3 separate regions of the Homo sapiens genome follow, and all the other regions are linked to region 1. The links are chromatin contacts, found by Hi-C or POLR2A ChIA-PET in ENCODE. All regions are on one chromosome and are shown on one strand. The core of a region is the stretch at or near the end of the contact, and the rest is flanking DNA. Distances in the headings are between cores, read along the strand shown.

The links. A loop is a pair of places that touch in the nucleus more often than their neighbours do. ChIA-PET counts read pairs that join two places held with the same protein, here RNA polymerase II (POLR2A). Pooled maps may share reads with other maps.
Region 2: a loop to region 1 is called in a map of sigmoid colon, with 6 times the contacts of the local background. The contact joins the promoter of TILRLS here to the enhancer-like site in region 1. A Hi-C loop is called at or near these places in 2 of 168 maps with a recorded cell type or tissue (esophagus muscularis mucosa and sigmoid colon) and 10 of 50 pooled maps. POLR2A ChIA-PET finds 5 or more read pairs at or near these places in 1 of 52 experiments (Panc1).
Region 3: a map of ascending aorta shows a loop between it and region 1 (12-fold over the local background). The contact joins two enhancer-like sites. A Hi-C loop is called at or near these places in 1 of 168 maps with a recorded cell type or tissue (ascending aorta) and 5 of 50 pooled maps. POLR2A ChIA-PET finds 5 or more read pairs at or near these places in 1 of 52 experiments (CD8-positive, alpha-beta T cell).

The regions. Positions count from the first base shown.
Region 1 is chr5:67,692,873-67,695,882 of GRCh38, forward strand. No RefSeq gene overlaps it. Among named protein-coding and RNA genes, the nearest start is that of LINC02242, 48 kb to the left of the region's middle. Within about 2 kb of position 1,524, at least 14 of the 41 ENCODE cell types and tissues checked have a DNase peak (open chromatin) inside an H3K27ac peak, as active enhancers do; they include ascending aorta, where a contact is called at or near this core.
Region 2 is chr5:67,266,602-67,269,611 of GRCh38, forward strand. TILRLS (TCL1A interacting lncRNA, retroperitoneal liposarcoma associated) reads left to right here and starts at 1,421. Exons shown (of 3, transcript NR_186086.1): 1 at 1,421-1,572; 2 at 2,692-2,935.
Region 3 is chr5:67,299,987-67,302,996 of GRCh38, forward strand. No RefSeq gene overlaps it. Among named protein-coding and RNA genes, the nearest start is that of TILRLS, 33 kb to the left of the region's middle. Within about 2 kb of position 1,450, at least 18 of the 41 ENCODE cell types and tissues checked have a DNase peak (open chromatin) inside an H3K27ac peak, as active enhancers do; they include ascending aorta, where a contact is called at or near this core.

The sequences.
Region 1 (3,010 bases), core at 274-2,773:
TGAAGCTTCTTCACAGCCTTTGGAACTGGTGCATGTTGGTTTTGACATCTAAAATGAACACATATGTATTGTCTTCCCTATTCTTGTCTGATTCAAGTGGAACATGATGGCAGAGTGATCAAGCTTGCTTCTCCTGGTGGTACTTTTCTAAGGACATTTTGCTGCCTTAAAAGCTGCAGAGTCTTGGGCCACCAGAAGTGGAGTAGTGTGAGGATCTTTTGAGTATGGTTGTGGATACTTTTCTGCACTGCCTTTTTGGCCTTCAAAGACTTTGCTTTATCTTGACTTTGGGAGGAGCAGAGGTTTCCTTGTTAACTTTCAGGGACATCTTGGTGAGAAGTTACATTTTTAAATTTAGTTCTTCATCCACAACAGGACTATTAGGATTTATTATGCAGAACCAGTTTTAGAAGACCAAACACAGAGAAGAAAGAGGTAGTTAAAGCGAATTAACAGCAAAACCACCTAAAGGAAGAGTGCGCGTGGGTGAGATGTGAAGCATTTATTCATCAAGAGTTAGAAAAACTGATTTCTTCCTCCAAAGAGCAACAGCAATTTCATAACAACAGAAAAGAACATAGAGTCATAAAACTACAAAACACTACCATTTAGTCTTATATTTTTTCTTTGTCTTCTCAAATGCACTAATTTAGGTATTCCAAAATGGGTGAAAGATACATCTCTTTGTCACTGTTTAAAACTCCACAAAGAGACTCTGAAATCCAAACACTGCATGTTCTCACTCATAAGTGGAAGATGAACAGTGAGAACACATGGTCACAGGGAGGGGAACATCACACACTGGGTCCTGTCGGGGGTTGGGGGGCTAGGGGAGGGAGAGCATTAGGACAAATACCTAATCCAGGTGGGGCTTAAAACCTAGATGATGGGTTCATAGGTGCAGCAAACCACCAGGGCATATGTATACCTATGTAACAAACCTGTACGTTCTGCCCGTGTATCTCAGAGTTTAAATTAAAATAAATAAAAAATTTTCAAAAAATTTATAGTTTAGTGGCCTAAACTCTTTAAATCTGATTTAAGTCTCTCTTGTTTCAATTTAAATTCAATGCCTCTTCTATAGTTCTTGGAGTAAAGAGAGAGACTGCCCTTCTTGGGAAAACAGATTCCTCTGCCCAAGCAGATCTACAACTGGTTAGGGTATGGCTGCACATAGTGTGCTTTATACTGCAGTGCAAAACACTGCGTTCCGTAAACATTTCTAAGAACTATTATAAAGTATTAAGGCTGCTCTGCCAATCAGATTCTAAGTGAGCTGAACACTCCTTACCCTCTCATAACAGAGTACATGTTGCCTGCAGCTCTGGCTGTTAAAAGGACAGAGCAATGTTCCTAAACAGATTGGGTGGTGAGCAGAGGTCCCGTGATTCACCCCTAAATTAGTTTTAACTGACAGGTTTTGGAAGTGAGGCTGGCTAGGGTCTGGCTGCGTGGATACCACGTGCTGCTCTGTCCAGTCCGAATTGCTCAGAAGGAATCTTGAGCTGTGTGATTGGGTAGGGTGGGGGTGGGCAGCTCAAGAATGTGGGGTTAAAAATAGGAGCAATGATTTCCAAAGTCCTTGGCCAGCTGTGTGGAACCTAGTGTCTCATTCAGTACATGTTCCTTGAAGGCAAACTACCAGATCAAGTTTGGAGAGATTGTTGTTTGAGCTGGTTTGTCCTTTGGGTTTTGTACAACTTTGAAAAGAACAAACAAGAAATTGGTGTTTCTCTTTCATACTCAGTCTCATTCCATTCTCTATTTTATTGGATTCCACTGTGTCAGCTGAATAGAAGAAATATACAGCCCTTGTCTCATATTTCCATAAGCACATATTTTACTCATACTACAAAGTAGTAATTATTCTCATAAAATAATGATGTAATATTAATAAAGATGAAATTTTGTGATTGACACCAACAATGGCAAGATAAAGATTATTTATTATTGCTATTATTGAAGTGTTTCGTATTGTACTCTTTGTCCAAGGCTTCATAGATAATTAAAATTCATGGACTGCACAAGTGTCTCATGAAATGTGTTAGATTGTTTTCTGATATGCAAAAATGTCCTGACATGGTTTGTAAATGCGTACTGCACATCTCCAGCCAATTACCATACAAAATGCAACTATTTCTTTTTGTCTATCACTGAAGCCTGAACAGACAGCATTAGACTCAACTGCATAATTCTGGCCTAATTTTCGTGTCTGATACTGTAGTGATGTTGTGAGGCATTGACTTAACAACAGGAGTAAATGTTCTTTTTGAATACATATTTTTTTCTTCAGCCTCTTTGGAAATATGCCTACATGAAGAAGCACTCCTTCGGCCTCTTCAGAAAAATGAGCATGTGTTTACACCCCTTTTGCCCCCACCCTTTGTTTTCTCTTCCTAATTTGTGATGATTTTGATGGGATGAGGGTTTATGCTGGCAAAATTCCAAAGGGTGGACAAATTGGGCTGTACTTTCATTAATGCAAAACTGAAAATATTGCTAAATTATTGTGGCTAATATAATTTGTGTCTGCTCAGGCTTTGTATTAGTTTGCTAGGGCTAGTATAAGAACCACAAACTGGGTGGCTTAAACAACAGAGACTTATTGTGTCACAGTTCTGGAGACTGGAAACCCAAAATCAAGATGTCAGTGGGATTGGTTCCTGCTGAGGGCTGTGCAGGAAAATCTGTTCCAAACCTCTCTCCTGGCAGTTTGCTGGCAATATTTAATGTTCCTCGGCTTTTACATCTCTGCCCTCTCTCTTCATATGACATTTCTCTGTGTGTGTATCTATGTCCACATTTTGCTTTTTCAGAAGGACACCAGTCATACTGGATTAGGGACCCATCTTACTCCAGTATCTTAATTAATTACATCTCTTAATTAATTACATCTGCAATGACTCTATTTCCCATTCTGAGGTACTTGGTCCCATTATGGGATACTTGGGATTAGGATTTCAACATAAGAATTTTGGAAGGACACAATTTAACCCATAACAAGCTTCAA
Region 2 (3,010 bases), core at 171-2,670, 430 kb before region 1:
GGTGGGAGGATCTCTTGACTCCAGGAGTTTGAGACCAGCTTGGGCAACATAGGGAGAACCTGTCTCTACAAAAAATAAAAATTCAGCCAAGCATGGTATGTATGCCTGTGGTTTCAACTACTTGGGAGGTTGAGATGGGAAGATCACCTGAGCCCAGGAGGTTGAGGTTGCAGTGTGACATGATCACACCACTGCACTCCAGCCTGGGCGACAGAGTGCGATCCTGTCTCAAAATAAATAAATAAATAAATAAATAAATAAATAAATAAAGCACTGTTTTTATTCTTTAATTCAGATGTTACTGAAAATCTACTATGTTCCAGGAAGGGTGTAAGGCAGTATGGACACAAGGATAAAGCATGGTCTTTGTTCTCAAGAATCACCTAGTGCAGCAGGCCCCACCAGCACACAATTATGTAGTAGCATATTGGTAGCCACTGGTGTTCACTATGCTTGCATAAGCTTGAACTTGAAGGATGACTAGATGTGGGGGAGCCAGGACGAAGGTCATTTTGGGCTGAGAGAGAAATATGTGCAAAGGCCCGGATGAGGGAGAAATTATGGAATGACCAGGAATTTGAAAGAAATTCATTGTCACTTGAGGGGGAGTGTGAGTCGTATAAGATAACGCAGTGGTATGTCTGCAGGTATGCTTGTTAAACATTTACCAGCATATCCCTGAAGATGAGGTTTGGAAGGTGGACAAAAAACCAGATCATGAAGATGTTGCATGTCATGCTCAGGAGGCTGAGTTTTATCCTGAAAGCCATGGAGAGCTATTGGACCATTTAGGGTAGAGGCACGCTCAGATTTAGGTTTAGAAAGATAACTCAGAGAATGGACAAGATTGGCATCAGGGAGACAAACTGACAGGCAGCTGCGGTGGTCAGGCCAGAGCTATTGAGGGTGGTGGCATTGGGGTGGAGGCAAAACATTCAAGAGATGCTAAGGGTGTATCATCAACAGGGCCCAGTGGCCAAGTTGGATATGCATGGTGATAAAGGGGGAGACCTGGTCTTTTCTGGCTTGGGCAACTGTGGGGATAGCAGACACATGCCTCAAGTTAGAGGATATGGAAAGATAAGCAGGCTATGGGCATGAGGATTATGAGGAGCTCTGTCTAAACTTGTTTTATCTCATATTTGGCATTTACTATATTTTTTGTTGTATTTTGTTACTCATCCTTTTAGGTGGACTCTGATCCTTCTGAGGTCCTGGATCAGATTAACCAACGTGGGTATGCCCCGCACCTTTCACTCATTACCACCCCTCAAAAGGTCACTTTGCCAAACATGAGTACATGGCCCCCACGCTAAGCCTGTGAGCAGCTGCAAGCCATATCATCTGCACAGTTGAGCACGGCAGGAACTTTGAACCAGGACCCAATTTCACCCTGAGGATGTGCTTCTCCTCTGAGGGGAGCAAAGCCCCTGGCTTGACCTGGCTCCCTTCTGGGAGGGAGGACCACGTCTCAATTTGACAGCAGGAGGCTGTAGGTCAGTGGGGTGATGACCTGGCCCTGGGAGACCTGCTCTTTCTCTCAGCAGAACCCCATAAATCCTTCAAAAGGAAGTAAGTAATTCCCTCGGGATCAAGAGAGCCCTCCGCATTCTTGAAATAAATGAAGGCAAAATGTACAGGGATTTCTGAGAAAAGTAAATGTGGTGTGAGCATGATCCCTGGGTGTTACTATGCACAGAAAAGGCTTTTTTTTTTTTTTTTTCCCCTCTCCTGAATGGTGTTCTTTGCTCTCAAGTGAACTCATGCACTGGATTTGGTCCAAGTACATTTTGTTTCTTGATTTCCAGCCAGGCTTCTCTCAGTTGTGATGCATTCTCTTCTTTGCTTCCCTCCTTCCCCAGTCCTGTTCTCTCTTTTTATAATGCTTTCAACTTTTCCATGTGACTGAACCAACACAGAGGAAAACCCACCAGCTTAGGTAGGGCTTCCACAAGAGTGGGGCCAGAGGGACTTCTTTGTGAACGGCCAGCCCCTCACGCAGCCCCGGCCTGCACGGCGAGGTTTGTCTGAGGCAGCTGAAGCAGAAAGCATTTGAACTCTGCCCTCTACCAAATGATTTCCAGATGTGTAAACCCCAGCCTCCCGCTGCACTCTGACTGTAGCCCTGCCAACGTACATCTGCAGATTCCTAGTGCACAGGAAACTTGAAAGAGTATCTTTACAACATCTGCTGTCTTTTCCCAGCTCTCCCTCTCTGCCTTCTCGGACTTTGCCCCGTATTTTATATCCTCTCTTCAACAAATCCATTAGAGAACTGCTGCACAGCCCTTCTTGGCTCACAGATGCCAGCTGTCTGTTTCACCCCAGAGCCTGTTCTTGGCTCTCTCAAGCACCACTAGAATCATTGACCGAAGCACCACTAGAATCATTAAAGAAGCTTATTGGGCTCATGGAGGGGAAAAAAAGGACCAAGTTTTCTCCATTGGATTGGTGCCAGTCTACAAGCTGCAAAGGGAGATTTAGCCATAAGGAGGTCAGAGCAGAGCCCTAAAGATGGAAACACGAGTTTGCATGGAGAGTTTGCCTGCTATACCTGAGAGAAGGTGAGGTCTGCTTATAGGGGGAACTTTTTTCCATGGACATTCAGTTTCTTGGAACAAACAAGGCAGGCTTCTGTAAAATGGGAAGTATTGATGTACAGAATGAGTTCCTTGCCTTCCCCTTCCCTAGGGCATGCTACCCATCAAGCTAAGAGGCCAGAAGAAGATCTTTTTATAATGTAACTCAAAGGAGGGGAGAAAAGAGCCAGAGACCCTTTTAGCATAATGGAGCAGATGATTTTTACTAAGGCGTGCACTCTCACCAGGGAAATGGCTTGATTGCTGTGTAAATAGATGCTTGACCTTCATCCTGCCATTCATCCATATGGACCCTAAACGCTCTCCAGCTCTATCCTAGGGGACATGGAATGGAGGCAAGTGTCAAAATCTTGGCAAGGAAAAGAGGGTGCACTATAGAAGGGAGCAGAGAATTGAATGGGCCTATGAGC
Region 3 (3,010 bases), core at 200-2,699, 390 kb before region 1:
ATTATGCGGAAGGAAAGGAATAAAATAAAATCCATTTCAAATTCAGAGTTCACCATCATTTTGCTTACACTCTGGAGAGAAGAAAAATGATCCTGTCACTTTAAATATAGCATAGACTGCCATATAGATCTTATTTTTCGTTCTTTCATATTTTCTTCCCTTTCCCTCCTACCATCCCTCCCTCTCTTTGCCTCCCTCTCCCTCTCTTTGTATGTCATTAGCTCACAGTTTTTCCTTGTTCTGCTATTGAAGTCACTTTGCTGTTTCTTTGCATTTGTTTTGGGATCATTCTGCATGTTTGTGTGCTCTCTCCTTATCTAGAAGGCCCACCCTTTGTATCTACTTGTTTCCTCTCCACACTACCCACTTAGGATACAATTTTGGGTATGAAAATATGTGCTAAGCAGCGGCTTGGGAACAAATTGCCTCTGCAGATAGCCAAAGCCCTGCACTCCTGGGCCAGTGGTTGAAGAATTCTCCTTTCATGGTGTACAGACTTTCTTGTTTTGTGGGTTTGCATTTTTGCCTCTAATCAAGTGTCTCTGTTTAAAATCAGTAAGACTACATGAGGGCTGATTCTGAGAATTAGAAGGCACAGGGATGGAAAAAGTCGTAAATGTGTAGGGCTGGGCAGCCCAAGGTCTGATTTGTTCAAATTAAGTGAGATAAACCCCATGGAATACTTAGAAGAGAGATCAGCATATTCAGGCACTGACCAATGTTTTCTTCCCTTCTTTTAATTGCTCCCTCAATTATTTTTCTCCATAAACACTTAATATCTGCTCAAGCTTTCCAGGGGGAAGAGTGCATTTTTGGGGGTAGGTGGGGGTGTAAGGATGGGATAGCTTACAAAATGCATAGATAGAAACTCATTCAAGCCCACTTGGTGATGTGATATTGTTTGTTAGATTCTACACTGACAAGTTTTCATTTTTACTCCATGTCATGGGTTGATTTTGGGATATTTAAGTCTCATTCTTTCTGTAATATTTAAATCTCAATTGTTCCACCTGGGGAGGTAGAAGGACAGAGAACATACAAAACATACACACAAAAAAAACCCCTCTGATGAACACAGGTAGAATGCCATGTAAAAACCAAGGCAGGGATATGGGTGATGCTTGTGTAAGCCAAGAAATGTCAAAGATTGAGAGCAAACCACCGGCAGCTGGGAGTGAGGCATGGAACAGATTTCTCCTCACAGCCTTCAGAAGGAACCAACTTTCTGACACCTTGATCTCAGGATCCTAGCCTCTAGAACAGGGAGACAATATATTTCTGTTGTTTAAGCCAAAAAATAAAAATAGAAAACAAAAATAATCCTCTCATGATTTACTGTTCTGTGGAGCTTGAAGGGGAAGAGACACCACGTGTTAGAATTCCCAGCCCAGTGGTCATGAGTTTCTCACATGCTGGGTTGCACAGGCCTTCCCTATATGGTCGAGGTCTGTTGAGAAATTCTGAGTGTTGGAGGCCTTTCCAGGGCCGCCCTCAGGAGAGAGAAATCCTGCTGCAGGGTAACTCCCTAAGATTAGAAAAATGTAGCTTCGCTGGCCAACTGAAGCAAGGAATGATTCATTTCCTGTCATTAACAGAGTGAGAAAGATGTCGTTCACAAAGTTCTTTAAGCTGGAAAAGCACATTATGTGAAATACTCAATTTCCTGATGGATGGCATCAACTCTCCTAACTTGCCTTTCAGCAGCAGCGTTGCTTCTGGACAGTTCCAGATTCTGGGGGCTGTTGGGTCACATGCTAACTGGCTCAGGTGCCTGATGTGCAATTAGTTGGGGGAGAAAGGACATTATGCTAACTCAACCCTGGGTTAAAATAATGACCTCGGCTATCCCCTGGATGATGTATCGATGTTTAATCCTCAAGTTGCTATATAACATTTCTAAATATTTAGCAACCAGATTGCAAGTTAAAACTTTCATGTTCAGGCTCTTCTGGTTAAAAATCAGCTAAAACAAAACAAAACAAACTAAAAAACGAAAGACCAAAAACTCAACCTCGCATTTAAAATTGTGCTGGTTATTATTTGTAGATAATCCCTTCTTGGTGGACTAATCTTTTCCCTCGAAAAACAAGTTTACATCACATAGTCTATTTAGCTTACTTGCTGATATTGCCAGATTATATAATCATAGGTTTGAATTGATAGAACACTCCTTTTTAAGGAGCTGAAAGAATTTAATCTTCTTTCCTATTTAGTTGCAGAATGCCCACAGGAGAAACAAGATGGCAACTAAATTTCCTTTTTTACAGGTGCCAAAAAGCCTATAGTTACAGAGAGGGTAAGTAATTTGCCTAGGATCACACAGCTAGAATTGGGATGTGGTATAAAAACCTAGGTGCTGTTTGCAGTTTAATGCTGCCAGCACTTGGCACTGATACCCCATCTTGAATGACTAATAATCTCTGTGTATGAAGTACCTGAAGAATATGGCCTAGGCTTTCTATCCCTGGGGCTTCCAAATGATACCTTACTTCATCACCACAAGAGTTTTATGATGTTGGCATTTTTATCCCCATTTCACAGGTGAGAAAATTGAGGCTCAGGGTTATATAGTGGGCAGAAGTAGAGATAGGGTTTGAACTCCAATCTACCTGACCACGTTATCCACTGCCTATGTAACATATATAAGAAAAGATATCTGGACATGAAACATACAACAAGCAGTGGTTCAATGACATCCAGGAGTCAGTGTTCTGGGAGAAACTGAAAAGTAAACATTTTAAATAAATGTTTATTTTCTGGCTCCTGGTTATAATAAAATTGTTAGTTTGTGTTTCCTTTTAGCCAGAGTTAATATTCTAAAAGGAAGTGAGAGTTGCAGCTAACAGAGTTTTTATATAAGAGGGAAAATAAAAAGAGCACAAAAAAGAAAGGATGGTACTTGAAGACAACTTCCATGTAGTGTGGTATTGGCCAGTCCTGAATGGCTTTGGAGAGATCTGATTTTGGGCAAGGACACTGGACAGAGAGGGAGAAGGGGTAGGGAAGGCAT